Linked DNA regions of Homo sapiens: region 2 is linked to region 1. Evidence: read pairs that join two places in POLR2A ChIA-PET (ENCODE). Cell type or tissue: B cell. All regions are shown on one strand. Links, peaks and the distances in the headings refer to the core of each region. The heading gives the core; the rest is flanking DNA. Region 1 has its middle 86 kb from the start of MIR4418. Region 2 overlaps CELA3A (chymotrypsin like elastase 3A).

Evidence for each region. Peaks named below come from ENCODE experiments on the same cell type or tissue, not always from the same donor. Only the 100,000 strongest peaks of a DNase experiment are listed, where the experiment ranks them.
Region 2: POLR2A ChIA-PET joins it to region 1 with 5 read pairs; 2 of 35 experiments call an interaction of 5 or more read pairs at or near these places.

Annotation. Positions count from the first base shown.
Region 1 is chr1:22,343,846-22,359,790 of GRCh38, reverse strand. No RefSeq gene overlaps it. Among named protein-coding and RNA genes, the nearest start is that of MIR4418, 86 kb to the right of the region's middle. In B cell, for the core only: no CTCF peak of the experiment used is centred there; no DNase peak of the experiment used is centred there; H3K27me3 peaks cover 2,254 bases.
Region 2 is chr1:22,012,155-22,024,221 of GRCh38, reverse strand. CELA3A (chymotrypsin like elastase 3A) reads right to left here. Exons shown (of 8, transcript NM_005747.5): 8 at 11,680-11,772. The coding sequence ends at 11,755. It overlaps LINC01635 (long intergenic non-protein coding RNA 1635), which reads left to right. Exons shown (of 3, transcript NR_110692.1): 3 at 1-228. Among named protein-coding and RNA genes, the nearest start is that of LINC00339, 7.0 kb to the left of the region's middle. RefSeq lists silencers at 1,183-1,302, 4,917-4,976 and an enhancer at 5,177-5,266. In B cell, for the core only: CTCF peaks have their summits at 4,532 and 4,754; a DNase peak (open chromatin) is centred at 4,921; H3K27ac peaks cover 1,027 bases.

The sequences.
Region 1 (15,945 bases), core at 6-5,005:
CATCTTGGAGAATCTTAGTTCACAAGTCCTCCAAGTCCCTCTTTGTCATATCAGCCAGCTGAATTTCTTTGTAGCACTTTGCACTGTTGGCAAGTATTCTGTTGATTTTTTCCACCTGCTTACTTCCTGTGTCCCAGCTACAGACTCAGCACTCTGAGTGCAGGACGCTTGCCTGTCTCCCTGCCTAGGACATTGCATACTCACTGTCTAGGACAGTGCCTGGCACATACGGACTTACAATAAAGATTTGTCGAATGAGTAACTGAATGACCCTTCTCCCCTAGTCTCTATCTGTATTAGTCCGTCATTGTGTTGCTATACAGGAATACCTGAGACTGGGTAATTTATAAAGAAAAGAGGTTGAATTGGCTCTGCAGACTGTCCAGGAAGCATGGTACCAGCATCTCCTTGGTTTCTGATGAGGCCTCAGGGAGCTTCCAATCATGGTGGAAGGTAAAAGGGGGAATCAGTGTATTACATGACAAGAGATGGAGCAAGAGTGAGGGGAGGTACCATGCTCTTTTTAAACAATGAGATCTCCCGTGAACTCACTGCGCAAGAATTCACTCATCACCAAGGGGATGGCGCTAAGCCATTCATGAGGGATCCACCCCCATGATCCAGTCACCTCCCCCAGGCCCCACCTCCAACACTGGGGATTGCCTTTCAATCTGAGATTTGGAGAAGACCAGCATCCAAACCATGTCCCCTATTTTAACTGCTTTCCTCTCCTGGTTTTGGACAGAGGACCGTGACAATGCTGCCCTCTATCTGGACTGTGTTCTGGGGGGTCTGCCTCTCCCAACTCCCAGGAAGAACCCTGGCCCCCTGAGCATCTGTGACATCGACTCTTCCCTCTGGGCTCAGGAGGACTACATACTAAGCCTGCCCCACCAGGGCCATCACAGCAGAAACGGCGTCAACAACCTCCTCTGCTTTCACATGGGCTGGCTGGACCTGAAACTTTTCTCTTTCTCTTGAAGAATCTTATTGAGGGCTACAAAAAGGAGCCAACACAGTCCAACATCCTTACGTTTTTCTACCAAATTCCCTAAGGCTTTAGCCCTTGAGGCACAAAATCAGAGTCTCAGTATACAACTAGTATAGTTTAGCCAAGTGCCTCCTATTACCTAACAAGAATTTTCAATTCCCCAGCAAGGACTGGGGAACCCTCCCAGGCCTGCATCTCCCCTCAACTCAGCTCATTCCACATTTTAGGTTGTCATCTATAATATATCATTTTGGGGTACCAATTTCTAAATACATCATTACTGTTTTAGTTGCTAATGACTAGAAACATGACTGTAATGAGCTTAAGCAAAAAGGGGAAGGCATTGGTTCATATAAGTAGAATACTGACGGTACGACAGTTTCAGGCATGGCTGGATCCAGGGACTCAAGTGATGTTTCCAAGACTCTGGCCATCTTTCTTCAGTCCTCTCTCTGTAGTTTTCAGCTCTGCTTCCTTCTGTATGTTAGCTTAAATCTCAGACAACCTTTACCTCACAAGGTGAGAAAGAAACTATGCCAAGTCTCTGCCAAACTCTACATTGCTTATGATCCAGTAAGTTGTTTTCTCCCACAGTCCATACATCTGACCTCGTGGAAGGAATCCAATTGGCTGTGTTTGGATCAGCTGCCCAGTCCTTGGGCCAAGAACTATGAGGGTGAGACCCATGGCAAAACAACAGACATAGCAGGGAGCCCTGCCATTGATTGATCCACTGGAACCATGCGGGATGGGAACCCGGGGAAGACATAGCAAGCGATGTCCCTTGCACCTGTGCTACAAAGGTTATCCTTGATTCAAATGGAAAACAAAACAGTAATGCCTATAAACCCATCAAAACCCATAAGCATTATAGTTGTGTCCACGCAGGTCATGATGCCAGTACTGTTTCCATGACAAGGCACAGATAGGCTGTGAGTCCTGAGCAAAGCCCAGGGCTAAAGCTGTAATTCCACAGCTTTCTCCTGCACCCAAAAAGCTGTCCAAAAGTATGTGGGTGAGAATCATGATAACTCAATTCCTTCTGAGTCTCAGTGACTTTCTGTAGAATTAGCTGGGATACACCTCCCACAGATTTTCACTTGCTAGGCAAACACTTGAAAGCTGTTGTTCTAATGAATGAACACAGTGATTCCCACAGTATATCCTATAAGATATAGTTGTCATGGGAAGGAAAAAGAATTACGTGGTCAAATACGTTCAGGCAAAATGGATGATATGGTTTGACTCTGTGTCCCCACCCAAATCTCATCTCGAATTGTAATCACCACATGTCGAGGGAGGGATCTGGTGGGAGGTGAGAGGTGATTGGATAAGGGGGGTGGTTTCCCCCATGCTGTTCTCCTGATAGTGAGGGAGTTCTCATGAGATCTGATGGTTTAAAAGCGGCAGTTTCCCCTACATGCTCTCTCTCTCCTGCCACCTTGTGAAGAAGGTACTTGCTTCTCCTTTGCCTTCCACCATGATTGTAAGTTGCCTGAAGTCTCCCCAGCCATGCAGAGCTATGAGTCAATTAAACTTCTTTCCTTTATAAATTACCCAGTCTCAGGTAGTATCTTTATGGCAGTGTGAGAACAGACTGATACGCTACATTAAACAATATCAATCCAGCTTCTTTCATGGAGGATTTTTCAGAGCCTTTAGGTGCTAATGAATATTGTGACTTTCCAAGAGGGAGAAATAGTTTGCAGCATTTCCCAAAACAATTCACCCAAGAAGTTCTTTTTTGGCATATTACCTGGTGGCTCTCATGACCCATGGGACGCACTTGGGGAGTGGAAAGATGACGGGACTTGGAGACAGCACAGCCAGGTTTGGAGCCCAGCTCTGCCGTTTGGTAGCTGTGTGACCTTTATATTTTGAGCCTCCATTTGCTCACTTGTAACATGGGATCATTATCATTATTGCCTTACCTGTTTTATTTTTGCCTTGTTTTGAGGGTTATATATATGAAGTCATCCACTGAGAGCCTGGCACAATGAGTTATCCTTCTCTGAACTAAATTCTGCTCTTGCAGCAGAACCGTCAAAGGATATGAACAGTGTCCTTGGTGGTGATAGCCTAAGAGTGTCACCCACACACTGAATCCCCCAGGTACAGAAGTCTGGTAACCTTGGGAACTCAATAGCTTGCTTGCGCCTGACATCCTGAAACTGCCCTCCAGCAAGCAGGTGCCTCTGGCCTACGTCACAGGGAGCTTTAGGAATGGGAAATGTCAATGTCTAATGGCTCTGACCAATAGGTTGAGGTGCATGCATTGAAGGAGGGGAGATGTCAGTTCACCCGAAGCAGAAACCTTCGGGAACCTCTTTGTCCAGTGACCATTGCTATCTAATTATCCTGGGAACTGTCTGACTCTTAACTTCTGAACCCCTTATGTTTACATTACTGAAACTTTAAATGTTACAAGTTTTATAAGTTCTACCCTATGGGTATAAGGCATGCAAAAAAAATTTTTTTTTTTTTTTTGAGACAGAATCTCCCTTTGTCACCCAGGCTGGAGTGGAGTGGCACAATCTCAAGTGATTCTCATGTCTCAGCCTCCCGAGTAGCTGGGATTACAGGCGCCTGCCACCATGCCCGGCTAATTTTTGTATTTTTAGTAGAGACGAGGTTTCACCCTGTTGGCCAGGCTGATCTTGAACTCCTGCCCTCAAGTGATCCGCCTGCCTTGGCCTCCCAAAGTGATGGGATTACAGGCAAGAGCCACTGCGCCCAGCCAAAAAAAAATTTCTGTTAAGGATGCTGTATTTGACTACACTTAAGTTTTGCATTCCATTAGTCATGGATACAGAGCTGACTAGAGGGTAAGTGAGACTGGAGGGGCCTGTACCCAGAATCTATCCCTTTGGGATTCATCTCCCCTGATTCCATGACTTTGTAGAGGAGGTGGGAGGAGGCGGCTCAGGAGCTATCCGGCCCATCTTCCCTGCTGAAACTGGGGAACCAAGCAGGAGTAAGAGATTAAGATGCAGATGGCCCTGATCCCCAAAGCCAGCCTTTTAAAGCTGTGAGCTTCACCAGCAAGGCAACACTTTCCCTTTCTCTTATAAACCAAGTTATGTTTCTGTCTCTTGCAGCCAAAAGAGTACTGATTAATCTGAGGAGTGTTTGAGCCATTTATTAATAAGCAGTTATTCAGCCAGGTGCGGTGGCTCATGCCTGTGATCCCAGCATTTTGGGAGGCCAAGGTAGGAGGATCACTTGAAGCCAGGTGTTCAAGACCAGCCTGGACAGTAAAGTGAGACCCCAGCTCTACATAAAATTTAAAAGTTAGCTGGGCACAGTGGTGTGCACTTGTAGTCCCAGCTATTATACTTGGGAGGCTGAGGTGGGAGAATTTCTTGAGCATAGGAGTTCAAGGCATAGCAGCGAGTTATGATTACATCATTGCACTCCAGTCTGGGCAACAGAGTGAAATCCTATTTAAAAAAAAAAAAAAGCAGTTATTAAACAAATGTTTATTGAGCACCTACTATCTGCCAGGTCCTAGTATGAGTTCTGGAAATGCAATAGGGGACAAAGCAGACATGTTTCCAGTCTTCCTAGGCCTGTCTGAAGTATAGACTCAAAGGGTGAACTAACTTAAAAATATCACCTTTAGGCCAGGCACGGTGGCTCACACCTGGAATCCCAGCACTTTGGGAGGCCAAGGCAGGCGGATCACTTGAGGTCAGGAGTTCGAGACCATCCTGGCCAACATATAGTGAAACCCTCTCTCTACTAAAAAAAAATACAAAAATTAGCTGGGCATGGTGGTGCACACCTGTAGTCCCAGCTACTTGGGAAACTGAGGCAGGAGAATCACTTGAACCCGGGAGGCAGAGGTTGCAGTGAGGCAAGATTGTACCACTCTACTCCAGCCGGGCAAGAGAGCGAGACTCCATCTCTCAAAAAAAAAAAAAAAATTCACCTTTAATTCCCAGTTATAAAATGAATACAAGCCAGGTGCAGTGGCTCACACCTGTAATCCTGCAGCCTTTAGGAGGCTGAAGCAAGAAGATTGCTTGAGGGGAGGAATTTGAGACCAGCCTGGGCAACATAGCAAGACCCTGTCTCTGAAACAACAACAACAAAAAAATAGGCAGGGGGTGGGGGCTCACGCTTGTAATTCCAGCACTTTGGGAGGCCAAGGTGGGAGGATCACTTGAGGTCAGGAGTTCAAGATCAGCCTGGCCAACATGGTGAACCCCCATCTTTACAAAAAATACAAAAATTAGCTGGGTGTGGTGGCGCACACCTGTAATCCCAGCTACTGGGGAGGCTGAGGTTCAAGAATCGCTTGAACTCGGGAAGTGGAGGTTACAGTGAGCCAAGATTGTGCCACTGCACTCCAGTCTGGGTGACAGAGCGAGACTGTGACTCAAATAAAAAAATAAATAATAAAAAAAATAGCAAAACAAAAAAAAACACAGAAAAAGAAAAAAATAAGAAAAAAAACCATAAACTCCTTGGAATATAAAAAACAGTAGAAAGAAGACATATACAAAAAAAGTAGAAGAAAGATTTAAAAATTGACTCATCATCCCATCACCCTGGGACAATTACTATTAACATTTTTATGTATTTAGTTTTTTCAAAACAAATATGCATTTTAAAACGAAAGAATGTGAAATTTATAGCTTTTATCTTGCATTTCCATAAAAGGCATCATGAATATTTTCCCATGTCATTAAATATTCTTCAAAAGTTTTATTCTGAAAAACCATGATTCAAAACAGCTGTACTTTTTTTTAAGCACATTGATCAACAGCGTTTTAAAAAATGAATCCTCTGTTTTGGGGCAGCCAGGTTATTTCCAACATCATGCCGTGATAAATAACACTGAAATGAACATCTTTGTACAAAAAACAAACTTCGCCCGTATCAAAAGACTTCTTTAGATAAATCTCCGGAGGTGGCATTGTGGTAGGCCATAGGAAATGAATATTTTAATGTTTTTGGATGGATATCACCAGTCTGCCCTGCAGAGAAGCTGTATCAGTCTGGATCCCAGCCAGTAGGACAGGAGCAGTTCCATTCACAATACCTTCCTCTTTTAGAATTTACTTGGGCTGAGATTGGGTGAGACCCATGAGACACTTGCCTGGGGCACAAAATTTGAGAGGGTGCCAAAAAGCTCAGTAATTAAGATAAATACTATTTCAATGCAATACTTTATTTAAAAATCAAAGTTAACGCCAAAAGAAAATCCATGATGAATCAAATATCAAAATTTTAAATAAAAATAAGATTTGACAGTGTCCACCACACGGCTATGTCGAAGCCTGAGGAAAACCGCGTGCCCCTATACACATGATTTTACGCATTTTTCAAAAATATGCTTCCCAGAATGTTAAAGAAGCTGAAAAGTTATTAAAACATTAAAAAGTGGGTTATTAAAACTCACAATAGTATTTTAAGCTTAAGTATCTAGAGAGTATATTCATATCTTTTTCTAAAGTTTTACATTCATCAAACATACTTTCAAAGTTTTCTCTCATTTGTTGTAACTTACAACTCTCAATTGAGAAAGAAAAATAAGCATGGCCAAGTGTGGTGGCTCACGCCTGCAATCCCAGCACTTTGGGAGGCCATGACAGGAGGATCGCTTCAGCCCAGGAGTTCGAGACCAGCCTGGGCAACATGGTGAAACCCTGTCTCTACAAAATATCCAAAAAAAATTTAGCCAAGTGTGGTGGCACCTGCCTATAGTCCCGGCTACTAGGGAGGCCGAGTCAGGAGGATCGCTTGAGCCTGGGAGGTCGCAGCTGCAGTGAGCCAAGATCACACCACTGTACTCCAGCCTGGGTGACAGAAAAAAAAAAGAAAAAAGAAAGAAAGAGAAAAGAAAAAAAAAGAGAAGCAAATAAGTACAAATAAGTAGACTGACTTTACATTTTGATTGTTATTGATGAGTTTATTTTCAGCAAAGACAGGCAGGCAAAATTATAATACATTGTGATTTTGCTATAAATAAAATATCGAAACTTAAAAAATAATGTTGTGATTTTTAGTAGTCTTGCTTTTTATTCTTCAATATTCCTTTCCTTAATGTTCTAGAAAAAAATTATTGAAAAACCACCTAAAATACATATACACAGGCGCACATTTTTCCTTTTGCTTGGGTTCCAATATGGCTTGGCACGGTGGCCCTGGAATTTAGCTCAGTCGTGGTTGATGTGAAAATGACAGTGGTTACATATTCATTTATTCATTCGCTCATTCAGTCATTTGATTTTGTGCACATATTATGCTGGGTCCTGGGAGGAGGGGTGTACATAGATGAGTGCCACACAGTCTGCCCTGGGAGGCAGAACCGATGCCAGTGAAAGAAAACATCTTTTGGACCTGGTCCTATCATTCACCAGCTCTTCCGCCTTGAGCAAGCCTTCAACCTTTCCAGGCTCAGTTTTTCCTCTTGTAAGACAGTGATTTTAAAACCCTCCCTTGCAGGGTTGGTGTAAAGATTACATGAGATGATGGAGGTGAGGTGCTTGGTGCACAGTGACTGATGACGGTGATGCTGTGATCATTTATACGTCCAGTTACTTCAAGCCATTCATTCTGCAAACAAATCTGGAGCAGCACCTAATGTGCCAGGCACTGCGATTGACTCTAATAATTGTGCCAACACATCTTAAGTCTAACCTCAAGGTGCATATAATCCCAGGGGCAGTCGGCATTAATGGATAAATGATAATATAATGCAATAACTCCTTGACAGAAGTTGTGTCCTGCAGGATGAAGAGGAGTTTGCGAGGCAGAGAAGGGGGAAGAACAGAGACAGGAGGCAGGAAGAGTCTGGGCAAGAGCGTCAGGTCCAGGTGGCTTCAAGGAGGGCGAGTAGTGCCGACCCAGCCGAGCTTACTTCACCCTCAGAAGAGATTCCTTCACGATCCCAGTGGCCGGGGCGCAAGCTGGTCTCTCCCTGTCTGCCTGCAGTAAATGGCGTTAAGTGCTGAGTGGCTACGGGATTTCATCCAGGACACAGAACAGGGGACTCCAGGACACTGATTCAGTGAAGGCCGAACTTTGTGTTTGTCCTTTGGGAAAAGCTGGAGAAGCCATGGCATTTATGCTTGTTTTGCCCTTTTTCAAATCCCATCTTTGATTATTCACCCCTCCTTCCGCCGTCGTGCATATGGACCGTCCCTGACATTTGGCCATGAGTGTGTTCAGAGACAGCCGCCTGTAAATCACATCCTGTCAACCTGGAGCCAGTGAGAATCGAATGAATGTGACTCTCCCTGTTCCCCACCTCCCGGCCCCCCAACACCCTGTAAACGCCATGAGAGCCCGGGGTTCCTGTCTGGCCGCTTCCCCCGTGTTGGAGGCAGCACGTGGCCTGTAGTAGATGCTGGACGAACCCGTTTTGAATCGACACGAGCCAGGTGATGGGAGGACCCTTTTGGGATGTTTTAGCCGCAAGCTGGTTAAGCGCGGAAGACTTCTCCCTTTTTCTCTGCATCTTCCCAGTTTCCCTGGCTGTGTCCCGTGGGGCCTCCCAGCCTCTCTGTCTGGAAGTTACTGAGCTATAAACAGACACCTAAATGAACGAGTTTAGCTTTTAAAGAATCCTTTGAAGAAGGATTGCAACGTGACTAATCACCCCCTAATTTATTGGCCTGTAAATTTGCATTTTCCTACAATACATTTTTCTTCGCAGAGGGCCCTCGCATCCCACAGACAAAGGCAATTTCAGCTGTGGCTGAGCTGCCCATTTAGAAGCTACAGATGCTTGTCTTTTCCAGCAGTGGAGTCATTATATTGTTTTAATGTCAAGAACGAGATTATAGGCAGGCAGGGGCCAGGAGAGAGGGTGGGGGCGGGGTGGGGGCGGGGGAGGGGGCAGGAAGGAGGGGAAGGATGCGAGGGGGGCGGGGCTAGGAGAGGGCTGGGGTAAGGAGCTTGGGCAAGTGAGCGGGAGGTCAGGGGCAGGCCGCCTGGGCCCACTGTTGCCCCCTTTCTTGGCCCCTGTTGCAGCCCCTGCTCAGCTCCATCCTTCTGTACCTGGAACTGCCCTGCTACACCTCGCCCCTCCCCACTCTGGCCTCCCCTCCCCCATCCCTTGGCCAGGGGACAGGGTCGCGCAGGATTTATGGAGCTGGCCCCTGCGGAGAGGATCCGGGGATAAATCTCAGCTTATTTAGGAGCGTGATCTACATTTATTGCACTTAATGTGATCTTTAACGTGTCCAAAAGGGGCCCATAAATCCCAGCCTGGCCGGCTCTGCCAGCAGGGCCCCTGGGCCAGCCCCTCCCCTTGCTGGGGTGAGCTAGTGCGAGTTCCTGGGTCTGTTGATCCCCCTTTCCCTGGGGCTCGCGCCCTGGCTCAGTCATCCAGGAGTGGTGCCCTCCCTGAGAGGGCTGAAGCCACATCCAGAGTGTATGCCAGGTTCTGCTGAGACCTGGGTTATACCTCTCTGGGACAGAAACAGCGCATGCCTCTCTGACTGGGTAACTTCTGAGATCCTTTCCCGAGCTAGATCTGAAAGCGCCAAGATTTGTAATTAACGTGATGCAGGCGGAGATGACAGCAGTGAGCCGAGCAGAGCAGAAGGGAGGCCATGAGAACAGCATCCCAGTGCGGAAGGCAGAGGCGGGGAGAGGGAGAGTCTACCAACACTGCTTCCTATGGTTTTTATAAATATGAGCCCGTGCATATCTAACAACGGTGGGCTCCCTAATGTAGATGGCAGTTTACAATGCATAAAGCACGTCCACACCTGCCCTCCCACTGCCCAGAGGAAGAAACAACGGCTTCCAGAGGCCACACTTGCTTAAATTCACAAAATTAATAAGCAGCAAACTGGACACGGACCTGTCTCTTTTCACAGGACCACGCTGCCCAGATGTGTGGGCACATGTGTGTACCCCCCAAAGCACACACAGATGCTGTGTCCTTGGGAGCATGCCGTGTGTGTGTTTGTGTGTGTGTGTGTGTGCACGTGCACGTGGGTGCGCCTGCTGGAGCACTCCCGGTGGAGATTGTGCAGACACACTCGAGGTCACCACATGTATGTTTTTAATCCTTTTGTCTCTGTTTTTCTCCCAGCAAAAAGAAGCCATGCCTAGCTGTTAAGAATCTGTATATTCGCATGTGTGTCTCTTGGGTGTGTGAGTGCGTGTTTGGAGTAGGGTGGGAAAATGACGGGGAGGCAATCCCAATTAGTCTATTTGCCTGGAACAAGAGAAGCAGCTTTAAGAACCAGCTCTCATATCAAAGATCATTCTCGTCTCTGGATTAGAGATTACTGTCCCCACCCCTATTTTGGCATCAGCTGGCAGCATGCCCAGCCTCAGGAAACACACTGTGCACACATCTGTCTGCACACACGTTTGCATGTACATGTGAGACACAGGGTTGAAATCCAGGACCCAGCAAGGAGCATTAGGACTGCCACTTAGGGTGAAGGGCATGGCTCATCTATACCCAGAATGCGAGGCGTCCTTTCACAACGATGGGAAGCAGCATGTGAAATGTCAGTGCATCCCTGCACTGAGGTTTTCCTTTGATTAAATTCCTAGAAGTAGAATGGCTACCTCAAAGGTTGTACACATTTGAGAGATTTCTACTAATTCCTTTTTTTTTTTTTTTTTTGAGACAGAGTCTCACTCTGTCGCCCAGGCTGGAGTGCAGTAGTGTGATCTCGGCTCACTGCAACCTCCGCCTCCCAGGTTCAAGCGATTCTCATGCCTCAGCCTCCTGAGTATCTGGGATTACAGGGGCGCCCCACCACACCTGGATAATTTTTGTATTTTTAGTAGAGGCGGGATTTCACTATGTTGGCCAGGCTGGTCTCAGACTCCTGACCTCAAGTGATCCATCCCACCTCGGCCTCCCAAAGTGTGGGATTATAGGCATGAACCACTGTGGCTGGCCAGTTTCTACTAACTCTTGCTGAATTGCTCTCTGGAAAGCAGAATCTGGGACGGGAGGGTCTGCTTGATAACGGGAACGGTTTTGTTGATAAAGGAGGAGTTTGGGAGTCAGTCCCTTGGGAGCAAAGGGCTGGGGTCATCCTGTCTCTTTTGCTGTGGTTTGGGGTGACAGAGGAAAGGAGGGAGGTATTGAAAGCATTCTGCCACCCTGAGTCTTTTGCCAAGGACCAACCCGACTTTATGCCACCTGGGACTCTGTCCCTAACACCACGTCTGCAGTCCCTGTGCACAGGAGAGGAGCTGAGTCAACACTGGTGAGAGAACAAATATTTGTTGAACGGACCAATGTTTGTTGAATGTTCCAAAGTTTGCTGATGGAACGAATGTTTGTTAGGAGAACACTATTGTTCTTGGAAAAGCCGCTGCTGATTCACAGGCTACTTCCCTTCTCCAAAGTTCCTGGTAAGCTCATGGCCCACCTCAGCAGAGCCACAAAGGGGACCACAACAGCCTCCTCCTGGCCGCATCAGGCGGCTTCAGGAGGGTGGGCTGGTCGTCTGTCTTCTCTGAGATTCCAGGATGCAGCCCATTTCCCTCTTCCCGCTGTGTTCGAGAAATGTCGGTTAAATGAATAAATGCCTTGGTTTTAGATCCCTGCTCGACTCACCGCTACTGCTCAGTGAGGCATAGGGTAGGTTGCTTAACCTCCCTAAACCTCCACTCTCAAATACAAAATGAACAGACTGGCCTCTCTGTGGCTATCCATCTTTTTTTCTTTAAAGTCGAATTTTTTTCTTCAAACAAATTCCACTCCAAAGTGCTGCCTCCCCTCCCTCCATGGAACCTCTAGGGTTCTGTGGTACCTAGTTTGAGGGCCCCTGGAATTGTTTGTGTCTAAAATCCACACTAACCCAGGGGCACCATGGCTGGACTCAGCACCATGGATTTCCCCCAAACATAGATGATCATTCAAGAAAATGTGAAGAAAGGGACGTTTAAATCAGGGAGGAGAACTGTGAATTAGATAGAAACACTGTATCGATATTAAATATCCTGGATTGTGAAATTATATATTCTAGATTATATAAGAGAAGATCTTCATTCTTAGAAAATACTCACTTAAGTAGGAAGGCAAACAGTAGCATCACACGGCCTACTTTCAAATGGTTCAGAAAAAGGGAATATATATACATAGAATGAGAAAGCAAATACAGCAAAATGTCCGAAATGCTGAATATGGACAAAAGATACCCAGGAATTCTTTGTACTATTCTCTTGCAACTCTTCTGTAGGTTCGAATGATCTCAAAATAAGAAGCTTTAAAAATAATTCATCTTTTTTTGAACTACTTGGTAAAAAAAAATGTAAAACTTTAAATATTTCTCATTTTAAAATAATAAAAACGAAAGAAGAGACTCTAAGGCCAGGGAGCGTCTGTCTGAGTATCTACAGGCCCAATCAGGTTAGTCCTTTCTGAAGGCGGAAGGGAGTAGGCGGCAGGGAACTCTTCTTCTTCTTTTTTTTTTTTTTTGAAATGGAGTCTCGCTCTGTTGCCCAGGCTGGAGTGCAGTGGCGCAATCTTGGCTCACTGCAACCTCCTCCTCTGGGTTCATGCCATTCTCCTGTCTCAGCCTCCCGAGTAACTGAGACCACAGGTGCCCACCACCACACCCGGCTAATTTTTTTTTTTTTGTATTTTTAATAGAGACGGGGTTTCACTGTATTAGCCAGGACGGTCTCGATCTCTTGACCTCATGATCCACCCGCCTCAGCTTCCCAAAGTGCTGGGATTACAGGCGTGAGCCACCGCTCCCGGCCTCTTCTTCTTCTCCTTCTCCTTCTTTCTTCTTCTTCTTCTTCTTTTTTCTTTTTTTTTTTAAGATAAGGTCTTGCTCTGTTTCCCAGGCTGGAGTGCACTGGTATGATCATGGCTTACTGTAGATTTGACATTCCCAGGCTCGAGTGATCCAGAACCCTCCTCTTAAGTAAACTCACTGGCCAGAAGTTTGGCTGCACAAAAGCTGGGGCTTGGCTGCCTCTTGCAGAAGCCGAAGTGGCCCAAGTTTTCAATGTGCTACCAGGTCCCACTGGGAGAATTTTGCTGATGAATATGACCTCTGGGGCTGCTTGATTTTCTAGCCTTGTTTCCTGGGACAAAAGAGGAGGAGGAGAGGAAGGGAGGGAGAGGAGGGGGAGGAAGAAGAGGAAGAAGACAAAGGTGGTGAAGGTCTAGAAGAGATAGGAAAGAGATGCTTAGGGAGGAGACAGGAAGGAGGAGGGGTCATGGAGAAGGATGGAGTTCAGGGCAGCTGCAGCAGCAGAAGCTGGGTAGCCACTCGATGAGGGTGTTGTTGAGAAGATTCAAGAGATGCTTTTGAGGCTCCCTCCAGCCTTGAAAGAGAAAAATTCAAGGACTGAAAGAGGCAAGAATGTTCCTGGTATGTGGACGTGTATGTAGGTGCGCATGCACACGCACACGCACACGCACGCACACACACAGCCCCGTCCCTTCTGCTCCCATGGCAAGAATATGGCTCTTGACATTTATTACAAGTGAACAAATATGTGGGTTGGTGTACATCAGGGCTGAGCAGCCCACCTGGCTGAGGGACTCGTGAGAGGCACTCACCTGCGATCCTGAAATCCAAGAAGCTCCAAAGGCCGTGTTTTCTATTAACTCATAAGTCTGGTAAAACACAACTTGAAATGTCATGAGGCTATTTATGGCCTTTATTTTCCCCCACTTACTGTGAATATTCACACATTTCACTGCAGAAATAGTCACGTTTGCTTACTGAGTGCTGCTCAGGCCCTACAGAGGTTATTATGAAATCTATGGTATATGCACCAAATTCCCCTTCTAAAATCAGACACATTCTGAAGTCTGAAATGTATCTGACCCCAAGGGTTTTAGATAAGGGACTGCGGACTTGTATGAGGGTAAAATTGTAGTTTCCAGAAGAGGGGTGGGGAGAGCAATTTGCAAGGTGCCCGTGTGTGATTGTGTGTGTGTGTGTGTGTGTGTGATTGCATGTGTGGGTACGTGTGTGTGTGTAAAGTCTTGATTTGGGTGCCAATGTTGATCTCTGCAACCAAGCATCAAGATGTTGGCTTTGGGTCTTACAGAAGAATGGGATTCATTCATCCATTCATTTTGGAGACATTAGTATGGTCGGTTGAAAAGAGCAAAGCTCACCTTATACATAAAGTGAATTATAGGCACAAACAAAGAAAGTGGGGAGCAGGCAGAGGGCTAGAGTTAACCACCAATCCCCACTCACTAGGACATAGTGAGGCCAAGTCCTGTCCCAGGTCCCCTGCTTGACCCCTCCTGGCTCTATGCCTCTGACTTGCCTTTTCTACTTCTTTGTTCCCAGCTAGACTATGCTCCACCACACTCACCTGGCACATTTCAAGGCCCATAGCGATGCAGCGAAGCTGGATGGAGCTGGTGTACCAGGGGTGGACGGAACGGATGCACCAGGGGTGGATGGAGCTGGTGCACCAGGGGTGGACAGAGGAGACGCACTAGGGGCGGATGGAGCTGATGCACCAGGGGTGGACGGAGCTTGTGCACCAGGGGTGGACGGAGCTGATGCACCAGTGTTGGATGGAGCTGGTGTACCGGGGGTGGATGGAGCTGATGCACCAGCGTTGGACAGAGCTGATGTACCAGGGGTGGATGGAGCTGATGCACCAGCAGTGGATGGAGCTGATGCTCCAGGGGTGGATGGAGCTGGTGCACCAGGGGTAGACAGAGCTGATGCACCAGGGGTAGACAGAGCTGATGCACCAGCGTTGGATGGAGCTGATTCAGCAGGGGTGGACATAGCTGATGCACCAGTGGTGGATGGCGCTGATGCACCAGGTGTTGATGGAGCTGATGCCCCAGGGGGTGGATGGAGCTGATGCACCTGGGGTGGACGACGCTGATGCTCCTGGGGTGGATGGAGCTGATGCACCAGGGGTGGATGGAGCTAATGCACCAGGGGTGGATGGAGCTGATGCACCAGGGACGGACGGAACTGATACGCCAACTGATGCACATAGCTGTGGTTAAGGAAGATGTTAGCATTTGGGAAAGCGGCGTGAAGGGTATGTGGGAACTCTCTGTAGTATCTTTGCAATTTTTCTAGAAATCTAAAATTATTCCAAAGTAAAAAGGTTATTTTTTTTAAACCTTGTCTTGATTCCACACCCCTCCCACTTCTTTTTGCTTCTTATTTATCAAAACTTCCCCCAAAGAACTGTCTGAACTCATTGTCTCCGGTTCCTCTTCTCTCAGTCTTCTGCAAGCCCACACTCCAGTCATGTTTTCACTGTCGATATGTCCCCCAAAACTGCTCCTGTCCAGGTCTCCAGTGGCCTCCATGCTGCTAAATCCAACGGCCCATCCTCAGGGCTCCACTTTCTTGGCTTCTCAGCAGGATTGCTGATCAACTCCTTAAAACACTTCCTCGACTTGGCTTTGAGATGCTGCTGTCTCTTGGCTCTCCTTGTATCTCACTGAGTCTCCTGTTTCATCTTCCTGCATTTGCTTTCTCTCTCCAGCCTCCGCATGAGGCATAGAGCCCCAGTCTTTGGACGATCTGCACTCGATCGCCAGCTAACCTTATCCAGCTCCGTGACTTTGTATACCAACTGCAGCCTGGCTGCTTCCAAGTCCAAGTCCGCAGCCCCTGGATCACCCGGGAGCAGCCTCTGCTGCCTACTCATCGTCTCCGCTTAGAGGCACAAGAGGCTTTTTGCACTGAACCCATCCAAACCCAGCCCTCAAATCCTCACCATCTTTCCCATGACAGTCAACGGCGACTCTCTCTTTCCAGTCGCTCTGGCCAGAAACCTTGAATTCATCTTTGACCTCTATTTCTCACACATCCAGTCGATCAGCAAATCTAACACATCCAAAATCTGACCACATCTCCCTGCTCCACTGCAGCCGCCCCATCCAGGCGCCGTCGCCTCTCGCCTGAATGAGTTCCCTCACCTCCGCCTCGGTCGCCCATCACCTCCTCCCGGGGCTCTCTGCTCTGCCCTCTCCCCACCCCCACCTGCTTTAGTCTGTTCTCAAA
Region 2 (12,067 bases), core at 2,286-7,285, 340 kb after region 1:
TTCCCCACTCACTCCTACAACCAGGTTTCCATCTCCTCTCTCAGCTTAGGTTTCCCTAACTGTAAAATAAAAGGGTTGGACTAGGTTAAGGACTTCCTGCTATTTCTCTCTCCCACACTCTAAGGTTCCTTAGGAATGCTTCAGAAAACAGCAGGGGTTGGGGCAAGGATGCCGCTTGAGTCCCAGAGCAACTCCAATTTCATAGGCACATAAATTTATGTGAAAGTATATACGTTTCGGCTTGTGTAAGATTATTTTATCATCCCAGGTAAAATTCAGCCTTTGTGCTTCATCTTTCCCCACCCTCCTGCTCACTCAGTTTGCTCCAAGAACACTGACCTTCTGGCTATTTTGCAAATCTGACAATCTGACAAGCTCATCTTCACTTCTTTTTTTTTTTTTTTTTTTTTTTTGAGACGGAGTTTCGCTCTTGTTGTCTAAGCTGGAGTGCAATGGTGTGATCTCGACTCACTGCAACCTCTGCCTCCCGGATTCAAGCGATTCTCCTGCCTCAGCCTCCCGAGTAACTGGGATTACAGGCACGAGCCACCACACCCGGCTAATTTTTTGTACTTTTAGTAGAGACGGGGTTTCGCCATATTGGCCAGGCTGGTCTCGAACTCCTGACCTCAGGTGATCCGCCCACCTCAGCCTCCCAAAGTGCTGGGATTACAGGTGTGAGCCACCACGCCCAGCCTTTTTTTGAGGCAGAGTCTCATTCTGTCACCCAGGCTGGAATGCAGTGGCATGATCTCAGCTCACTGCAACTTCCACCTCCTGGGTTGAAGTGATTCTCTTGCCTTAGCCTCCCAAGTAGTTCAGATTACAGACTTGCACCACCCTGTCCAGCTAATTTTTGTATTTTTAGTAGAGACAGGGTTTTGCCATGTTCCCCAGGCTGGTCTCGAACTCCTGACCTCAAGCGATCCACCCACCTCGGCTTCCCAAAGTGCTGGGATTACAGGCGTGAGCCATCGCACCCGGCCTCATCTTCACTTCTTTTGCTGATCTCTGCTTGCAGTGCTCTTTCCTGAGATCTGTTCACCCAGGTTCCAGTTCAACTGTAGCGTCTCCTTTTCTGCCCACCTCCTCTATCCCCCGACCCCGGGCACCCTTCCAATTCCTTTATAACCTGTTACTTTGTTTTTGTGATTACCTAGTTATTTTCTATCTCATCCACTAGAGGCAGTGTCCACAAAGCTAAGGACTTTGTCTGCCCTGTCACCACCATGACCCCAGTACTTAAAACTGAGCATAGGCCGGGCACGGTGGCTCACACCTGTAATCCCAGCACTTTGGCAGGCCGAGATGGGCGGATCACAAGGTCAGGAGATCGAGACCATCCTGGCTAACACGGTGAAACTTCATCTCTACCAAAAATACAAAAAAATTAGACGGGCGTGGTGGCGAGTGCCTGTAGTCCCAGCTACTCGGGAGGCTGAGACAGGAGAATGGCGTGAACCCGGGAGGCGGAGTTTGCAGTGAGCTGAGGTCACGCCACTGCACTCCAGCCTGGGCGACAGAGCAAGACTCTGTCTCAAAAAAAAAAAAAAAAACAAAAAAACAAAAACTGAGCATAGGAGCCAGGCGCAGTGGCTCACGCCTATAATCCCAGCACTTTGGGAGGCCGAGGCAGGCGGATCACCTGAGGTCAGGAGTTCGAGACCAGCCTGGCTAACATGGTGAAACCCCGTCTCTACTACAAATACAAAAATTAGCTAGGCATGGTGGCAGGCGCCTGTAATCCCAGCTACTCAGGAGGCTGAGGCAGGAGAATTGCTTGAACCTGGGAGGCGGAGGTTGCAGTGAGCTGAGATCACGCCATTGCACTCCAGCCTGGGCGACAAGAGTGAAACTCCATCTCAAAAAAAACGAACAACAACAACAAACTGAGCATAGGCTGGACAAACACTGAATGAATGGATCAATGAGTGAGTAAAGGAACAGAGCAGCTGGGCGTGGTGGCTCACACCTGTAATCCCAACACTTTTGGAGGCTGAAGCAGGAGGATCCCTTGAGCCCAGGAGTTTGAGACCAACCAAGGCAACATAGTGAGACCCATCTCTACAGAAATTTTTTAAAAATCAGCCTGGTGTGGTGGTGCACATCTGTGGTCCCAGCTACTTGGGAGGCTGAAGTGGGAGGATCACTTTAGCCCAGTAGATTGAGGCTGCAGTGAACTGTGATTGAGCCACTGCACTCCAGCCTGGGCGGATAGAACAAAACTCAGTCTCAAAAAAAAAAAAAAAAAAGGTCTGGGCATGGTGGCTTACGCCTGTAATCCCAGTACTTTGGAAGGCTGAGGCGGGTGGATCACCTGAGGTCAGGAGTTCAAGACCAGCCTAAGCAACATGGTGAAAACCCATCTCTACTAAGAATAGAAAATTAGCTGGGTGTGGTGGTGCATGCCTGTGACCCCAGCCACTTGGGAGGCTGAAGCAGAAGAATTGCTTGAACCGGGGAGGCAGAGATTGCAGTGAGCCAAGATTGTACCACTGCACTCCAGCCTGGGCAACAGAGTGAGACTCCATCTCAAAAGCAAAAAAAGAAAAGAGAAAGCCTGAATTTTATGACAAATCCAATCTGAAAAAGACCACTAGGGATGTAGCTGTAGTTTAACAAAATTAGGCTTATTAACTTGATGTAGCAAGAGAGACAACACACCAGAGAAACTGTGGAGGGTCTCACCAAACAAAAGAAGAAATGGGATTATCATAGGATTTGGAGGAGGTTGGAGTTTAGGTGAAATTGAAATGAAGCCGTGTTGATAGGTGCAAAGCAAAGCTGGCAATGTGTAAAGGGGTTAACATCTGGCGTGGGCTGAGAATCAGACTCAGAGTCTTGTTTCCTTGGACACCACAAAGGTAAGACAAATATAGACTATTGTGTCCAAAAACCCTTTATCTGAAGCTCTGCATCTGGGTAGATACAGGCTATGTCTCTGTATCAAACCTGGCTCTTCTGACCCACTAGAGAAGCGTGGGATGTTCTGCTCTCACTGATGTGATTTCAAACAGCAAAGTTTCTGACAGTCTCTGATTTTAGAGAATGAGATTCCTTTTTTTTTTTTTTTTTTTTTTTTTTTTAGGTGGAGTTTCACTCTTGTCGCCCAGGCTGGAGTGCAATGGTGCGATCTCGGCTTACTGCAACCTCCGTCTTCTGGGTTCAAGCAATTATCCTGCCTCAGCCTCCTGAGTAGCTGGGATTACAGGTGCCCGCCACCACACCCAGCAAATTTTTGTATTTTAGTAGAGATGAGGTTTCACCATGTTGGCCAGGCAGAGAACAAGATTTCTCAGCACTGTCTTTTTTTTTTTTTTTCTTTGAGACAGTCTCGCTCTTTGGCCCAGGCTGGAGTGCAGTGGCGTGATTTTGACTCACTGCAACCTCTACCTTCCTAGTTCAAGCAATTCTCCTGCCTCAGCCTCCAGAGTAGCAGGGATTACAGGCATCCACCACCACGCCCAGCTAATTCAGCCTCCCAAAGTGCTGGGATAGCACTACGTCTTTGATGTTAATTGACAAAAGAAAGTTTGACAGATTCACCTTTTTTTTTTTTTTTTTTTTTTTTGAGACGGAGTTTTGCTCTTGTTGCCCAGGCTGGAGTGCAATGGTGTGATCTCGGCTCACTGCAACCTCCACCTCCCAGGTTCAAGTGATTCTCCTGCGTCAGCCTCCCTAGTAGCTGGGATTACAGGCATTTGCCACCACGCCCAGCTAATTTTGTATTTTTAGTAGAGATGGGGTTTCTCTATGTTGGTCAGGCTGGTCTCAAACTCCCGACCTCAGGTGACCTGCCCACCTCGGCCTCCCAAAGTGCTGGGATTACAGGCATGAGCCACTGCGCCCGGCCTCACCTTTTTTTTTTTTTTTTTTTTTGACAGAGAGTCTTGCTCTGTGTCCCAGGCTGGAGTGCAGTGGCATGATCTTGGCTCACTGCAACCTCCACCTCTCAGGTTCAAGCAATTCTCCTGCCTCAACCTCCTGAGTAACTGAGACTACAGGTAAGTGCCACTACACCCAGCTAATTTTTAAATTTTTAGTAGAGACAGGGTTTCACCCTGTTGGCCAGGCTGGTCTTGAACTCCTGACCTCAAGTGATCCACTTGCCTCGGCCTCCCAAAGTGCTAGGATTACAGATGCAAGCCATTGCGCCCAGCCCAGATTCACATTTGATCTCAATCATCTGACCTATGTCCAGAATATATAAAGAATTCTACAAACCAGCCAGGCGGGGTGGCTCATGCCTGTAATCCCAGCACTTTGGGAGGCTGAGGAGGGCAGATCACAAGGTCAGGTATTCAAGACCAGCCTGGCCAACATGGTGAAACCCCGTCTCTACTAAAAATACAAAAATTAGCCAGGCGTGGTGGTGGGCCTGTAATCCCAGCTACTCAGGAAGCTGAGGCAGGAGAATCGCTTGAACCTGGGAGGTGGAGGTTGCAGTGAGCCAAGATTGCACCACTGCACTCCAGCCTGGGTGACAGAGTGAGACTCCGTCTCAAAAAAAAAAGGAATTGAAGTATTGACATTGTGCCTTCTTGAAAAATGCATTGCTGGCTTTTCATGATTTAGAAATCAAAAGCAAAAAATTATTGGCCTTGACATTCTAATCATTATTCAAAGAATTAAGTTATTGACTATATGGGTTTTAAAAGACTTGAATTGATAAGACTTGGAGATTTGAACAAAGGAAAATTGAATGCTGGCAGTTTTAGGCAAGATTCCCTGACTCTCTGCTGCCCATGTGTGGAGAGAACTGGGTCATCACAGCTCCCAGCCTCCCTCTGAGGATGGGTAGAGGTCCCTTGGGGGCCCGCTGGCCAGCCACATTATGAAATTACATATATCCCACTGCCCTTTACTCTGAAACTATTTTGGAGAATTATCCAAGGGTTCTTCCTGACTCATTGGGAGGAAGTGGACACTCAGCCTTTGCAACCCTACTGTGCCTTGGCAACGCCTGACAGTTACATGTCAGCAGGCACTGTCTGTCTGACTCAATAACAATGATAAATGTGTGTGGTTTCAGAACTTCCTCCCCACCTCCCACCACCCTCATGATGCGGAAGTCTCTGTTCAGCTTGACTCCATTTCTTCCCTGCTCTCACTCTGCCCTTGCCATACCAGTTCTCAGGCTTTGCAAGACCTGGAGCTTGCAGGCAGATCACCTGAGGTCAGGAGTTCAAGACTAGCCTGGAGAACATGGTGAAATCCCGTCTCTACTAAAAATACAAAAAAATTAGCCAGGCATAGTGGCGTGTGCTTGTAATCTCAGCTAGTTGGGAGGCTGAGGCAGGAGAATCACTTGAACCCAGGAGGTGGAGGTTGCAGTGAGCCGTGATTGCGCCACTGCACTCCAGCCTAGGAGACAGAGTGAGACTCCGTCTCAAAAAAAAAAGAGCTGGAGTGAGAGTAAGGATGGGAAGAGAGTTGTAGGGGACGGCTGAGATGCCAGAAGTGGTTTAGGAGAAAAATGGGGCCAGTTTGTAACGTGTAGGGGCAGTGGATGGGAAAAGAAAAAAAAAAGAGAATTTGAAGGAGTATTGTTGATACAATCACTTTGGAGAGCAATTTGGCAATTGGTAAAGTTGAAAATGAGCATGTCCTCCCAGTCAGCATGTCCATTTCTTGGAATATACCCTAGAGAAACTCTCCTACATGTGCACCAGGAGACATGTCCAAGGACATCCACTGAAGCACTGTTCACAATCACAAAAAATTAGCTCTGCTTTAAATATCCATGAGGAAGGAATAAAGAATAATAAAAATTTAGGCAATGGGATATGCTACAAACAGCAGCAACGAACTAGAGATAGACCTCAAAAACACAACATTAAGGCCAGGCGGGGTGGCTCATGCCTATAATCCCAGCACTTTTGGAGGCTGAAGCAGGCAGATCACTTGAGGTCAGGCATTCGAGACCACCCTGGCCAACATGGTGAAACCCCATCTCTACTAAATATATATATATATATATGTGTGTGTGCATATATATATATATATATATATATATATATATATATATATATATTAGCCGGGCATGGTGGTGGGCACCTGTAGTACCAGCTACTCAGGAGGCTGAGCCAGGAGAATCACTGGAACCCGGGAGATGGAAGTTGCAGTGAGCCGAGGTGGCACCACTGCATTCTGGCCTGGGTGACAGAATGAGACTCCATCTCAAAAAAAAAAAAAAAAAAAAAAAAAAAAAAACCCACAACATTGAGTGAAAGAAGCAATTTGCAGGACAGTCCATACAGCATGAAGCTGTGCATGTATTTTTAAAAACCAAAACAATGCAATATATTGGTTTTGGATATTTATATATATGATAAAAACATAACAGCACAGAATAGAAGGACAAACACCAAACTCATATTATCAGTTAGGATAGGTTAGGTCCATGCCTCTGTGATAAATAACACCCAGTCTTAGTGGCTTATAACAGAGTTTATTTCATGGTTGGGCTACATGTCCATCAGGGGTTAGCAGAGCCTCCAGTTCACATCTCACTCTGGGACCAGGCTGACCAGCAACAACCAGATGTCACAGCAGAGAGAACGAGAGCCTGACAAATTGCTTTGTCTCTCAATATTTCACCTTGGCAAGCCTAATGGCCAGACCCAACTTTTTTTTTTTTTTCCCCAGATAGACAGGGTCTCACGGTCACCCAGGTTGGAGTACAGTATGTGAGCACCACTCACTGAAGCCTCAACCTCCCAGGCTGAAACAATTCTCCCACTATAGCCTCCCGAGTAGCTGGGACTACAGTCAGATGCCACCATGCCTAGCTAATTATTTTATTTTATTTTTAGTGGAGACGAAGTCTCATTATGTTGTCCAAGCTGGTATCAAACTCCTGGGCTCAAGCAATCCTCCTGCGTTGGCCTCCAAAGTGTTGGCATTACAGGCATGAGCCATCCCATCCAGCCAAGGTGATAGATGTATTATTATTATTATTTTCTTTAAGACAGAGTCTCCCTCTGTCACTCAGGCTGGAGTGCAGTGGCATTATCACGGCTCACTCAATCCTCAATGTCCTTGGCTCAAGCGATCCTCCTACCCTCAGCCTCACAAGTAGCTGGGACTACAGGCATGTGCCACCATGCCTGGCAAATTTTTTACTTTTTGTAGAGACGGCATCTCTCTATGTTGCCCAGGCTGGCCTTGAACTCCCAGGCTGGTCTTGAACGCCCAGGCTTAAGTGATCCTCCCACCTCGGCCTCCCAAAGTGCTGGGATTATAGGTGTGAGCCACTGTGCCTGGCCCAAACCTAACTTTAAGGGGGCAAGAAAGAGGTATCCTATTATGTGCCCAAAAGCAAAAGCAGTAATTGATGGATAAAAACCCTCTGTCCATCATGGTGATGACTTTTGGGAAGAATACAAAGGTGCTTCCACCTTAACTGTGAAAACTGGAAATAAAATCCTAAGCCCTCTCAACCACTGAATGGGCCTCCTCTTGGCCAAGAGGACCCCAGAGAAATCTTAAAATTTGAGTTCCCAGCCATGACAGGATGGGAGTCAGGCACACCTCATTAGACTTCCTTTTGGTGGTGTAGACACAACTGACCAGCATTAATGTTAAAAATTAGGCCGGGCGCTGTGGCTTATGCCTGTAATTCCAGCACTTTGGGAGGCCAAGGTGGGCGGATCACCTGAGGTCAGCAGTTTGAGACCAACCTGGACAACATGGCAAAACCCAATCTCTGCTAAAAATACAAAAAATTAGCCGGGCATGGTGGCCCATGCCTGTAATCCCAGCTACACAGGAAGCTGAGGCAGGGGAATCACTTGAACCCAGGAGGCAGAGGTTGCAGTGAGCCGAGATCGCGGCATTGCACTCCAGCCTGGGTGACAGAGTGAGACTCCGTCCCCAACCCCCGCAAAAAAAAATTAATGTTAAAATAGAGATCTTACAACTGACAGAACAGATTCTCAGTGGCAGTAAGATACCAAATTATAACAAGAGCTAAGGTCATGCCAGATAAGGGTTAAGACCCCTACACTTAAAAAAATAAGCTATGTTCTAACTGCCACAAGATTTTTCTTTCTTTGTTTCTTTTTTTGGAGACAAGGTCTCAATCTGTCACCCAGGCTGGAGTGGTACAGTGGTGCAATCACAGCTCACTGCAGCCTCAACCTCTCGGGCTCAAGTGATCTTCCCACCTCTGCCTCCCAAGTAGCTGGGACTACAGGCATGTGCCACCCCACCCAGCTAAGATGGGGTTTTGCCATGTTGCCCAGGCTGGTCTCAAACCCCTGGGTTCAAGCAGTCCTCCAGTCCTCCTACCCTAGCCTCCCAAAGTGCTGGGATTATAGTCATGAGCCACCGTTCCCAGCTGCCTGAGATTTTTCCTTTTCTCTAGCAGCTCAACAAGCACTGGCCTTGAGATCAATAATATTAAAACAACTGCAGCTCATCCACCACCAGACCCTAACAGACCCCCTGCTCCTGCTCCAAAGCCATAACTCCAGCTTTGATTGGTAAGGACACAGATTTCAGTAACTTTCTCCTGATAAGAAGACCACAGAGCATGGACTGGTTCTGTCTGGTTTACAGAAGCTGCACTTGAGTACCTTCATGTTCCTGCTTCACCTTTTGATGCACAGGGTCTTGTTTTCATGCTTAAAGAGGTGGGGTCTCACTATGTTGTCCAGGCTGTAGTGCAGTGGCTATTCACAGGTGCGATCATAGTGCACTGCAGCCTTGAACTCCTAGCTTCAAGCTACCCTCCTGTCTCCACCTCCTGAGTAGCGGGGACTATAGGCACATGCCACCATGCCCAGCAGTAATGCATTTAAATGTCAAGTCTCCACCCCACAGTGAACATGGGACACATGTAACATACGTTTGTTCAGTACACATGTGTCAGGACCCCCTTTGTTAATATTTACAGCTCCTTTTTTTTTTGAAACGGAGTTTTGCTCTTGTCACCCAGGCTGGAGTGCAATGGCACGATCTCAGCTCATTGCAACATCTACCTCCCAGGTTCAAGCAATTCTCCTGCCTCAGCCTCCCGAGTAGCTGGGATTACAGGCACCCGCCACCACATCTGCCTAATTTTTGTATTTTTTAGTAGAGACAGGGTTTCACTATGTTGGCCAGGCTGGTCACGATCTCCTGACCTCAAGTGATCCACCCACCTCAGCCTCCCAAAGTGCTGGGATGACAGGCATGAGCCACTGCGCCCAGCCCACAGCTCCTTCTATAACCTGTTGAATATGTATGTTTAGCCAACTCTTTCAGCTTCAAGCTTCCACTCCAATCCCTCCTCCTTTGGAGTGCCTGTTTCTCCTCTTTGCAGGAGGCTACACTTCCCAGCCTGTCAGCATGGCCACCATGCAGGCTGTAACCCTTTATAAGATATAAAATCCCCTTTCCAAATTTATAGACCCTGGCCAGGTACAATGGCTCACGCCTGTAATCCCAGCACTTTGGGAGACCAAGGCGGGTGATCACTTGAGGCCAGGAGTTCGAGACCAGCGTGGGCAACATGGAGAAACCTCATCTCTACTAAAAATACAAAAATTAGCTGAGCGTGGTGGCGTGCGCCTGTAGTCCCAGCTGCTTGGGAGGCTGAGGCAGGAGAATCGCTTGAACCCGGGAGGCAGAGGTTGCAGTGAGCTGAGATTACACCATTATACTCCAGCCTGGGCGACAGAGCGAGACTCCAACTCAAAAACAAAAAAAATAAGCCAGGCATGGTGGTGGGTGACTGTAGTCCCAGCTACTCGGAAGGCTGAGGCAGGAGAATCGCTTGAACCTGGGAGGCGGAGGTTGCAGCGAGCCAGGATTGTGCCACTGCCCTCCAGCCTGGGTGACAGGCTGGATCTAAAAAATTATAGATCTCTTGATTTTTTTTAGTGAATGATTGTAATTAATATTTTTTAGAATATGAAGCAAAATGTGAAATTTGTTAATTCTGAAGGGAGGATACCTATCTGAGTCTCTGCTATATTATTCTCTATGTTGCATCTTTTTCAGTTGTAGCTGAAAGTATAAAGGGAGGCTACAAATGGGCCATTAATATCAAAGTCATTTGTGTGTGTCCTTGCTGGGACAATCTTCCCTTTCATGGTGTTCAAAGAGAAATATGAGGAAAGAGATTCCGTTGAATTTTTTTTTTTTTTTTTTTTCAGACAGAGTCTTGCTCTGTGCCCAGGCTGGAGTACAGTGTCACAGTCTCAGCTCACTGCAGCTTCTGCCTCCTGGACTCAAGTGATTCTTCCACCTCAGTCTTCCGAGTAGCTGGGACTACAAGTACCCACCACCACACCTGGCTAATTTTTATGTTTTTTGTAGAGATGGGGTTTTACCATGTTTCCCAGGCTGGTCTCAAACTCGTGGGCTCAAGTGATCCACCCACCCTGGCCTCCCAAAGTGCTGGGATTACAAGTATGAACCACCAGGCCCAGCCAGACTCCCTTGTTTTATGTTGCTTTTGTCTGTGTAACAGCATTCTTTTTTTTTTTTAAGAAGGAGTTTCGAACTCGTGACCTCAGTTGATCTACCTGCCTCAGCCTCCCAAAGTGCTAGGATTACAAGCATGAGCTACTGCACCTGGCCAGCGTTCTTCCTTTCAAAACTCAACTGTTTGCTGGCTCTGGGCTCGTGCGCAGCATTGTGTGTACCTGTGTGTGTATACCTGTGTACCTGTGTGTGTGTCTTCTCCCCCCTTCAGTAAGGGCTCTTCCTAGGGTTGCCTGACTTGTCTCTGTTTTTCCAGCCCTGAACTTGCCACAAGGCAGGTACCTAATACATGTTTAATGAATGACCGTGATATGCTCATGACATGGTTAGGCTTTGTGTCCCCACCCAAATCTCACCTTGAATTGTAATCCCCATAATCGCCATGTGTCAAGGGAGAAGGTAATTGAATCATAGGGCGGTTCCCCCATGCTGTTCTCATGATAGTGAGTGAGTTCTCGCCAGATCTGATGGTTTTATAAGGGGCTCTTCCCCCTTTGCTAGGCAATTTTCCTTCCTTCCACCTTGTAAAGAAGGTCCCTTGCTTCCCCTTCATCTTCCACCATGATTTTAAGTTTCCTGAGGCCTCCCCAGCCATGCTGAACTGTGAGTCAATTACACTTCTTTCCTTTATAAACTACCCAGTCTCGGGCAGTTCTTTATAGCAGTATGAACACAGACTAAGAGAGCTATCTTTAAATAATGAGCCACTTCAGGGCAGGAACCATGTCTCCTTACCCCTCTGAGCCCTCCTCTAAAACAAGGAATAAGTGTTTGTTGAATGGACGAATACCAAAGCCCCCAGCCCATCAGTGGAAGCAGAACACACATTGTCCTTCCCACTCTACCATGAGCCTCCTCAAGGGCTGGCAGGGTCTGTTTATCTGCAGAGTTTTACCATGTTTATATGCCTGCATTGAAAAGCTACTGACTTATGTGCGACTATATACTAAGGCGACCAACTTGTCCCATTTTTCCTGGTACCTTCCCAGTTTTAGCATTAAATGTCCAGTGTCTTCACTCCTGAAGTTCCAGGCAAACCAGGATGGTCAGGTCACCGCACAGCAACTCCCTTCTCTCCCAGCATCATTTTTCCCTCATCTTCGTATGAAAGGGTTGGACCTGGTCCTGTCTCTGCATATGAGATCTAAGATTTTAGGAACAGGCCAGAGGGGAAGAGGTGAGTCAACAAAGAAAGAAAGATTCAACTTGGAATTTTCTGAGAGATCTTTATTCTTTATTCAGGATGTGGGATCGATCAGCACTGCCAGCTGGGCCTTGGTTCTAGTGGCTTGCTATGGTCTGGAAAAGTTGGGGGGGCAGACAGAATAGTCAATTTAGGAGCACAGGTTCTGGAGTCAGATGAAACTGGGTTCAACTTCCAGCCCTGCTGTGTGACCCTGGGAGAGGGATTGACCTCTCTGAGCCTCAGTTTCCTCCTCTATGTAGTAGGGATAGAACTTACCTCATGGGGGGGTTCTTGATTAAATTGTTAACTAAGGTTCTCTTTACAATGCCCAGCACAAATTTAGATGGGATGTGTATGTATATATATATGTATATGCATGTGTGTGTATATGTGTGTGTGTATATATAT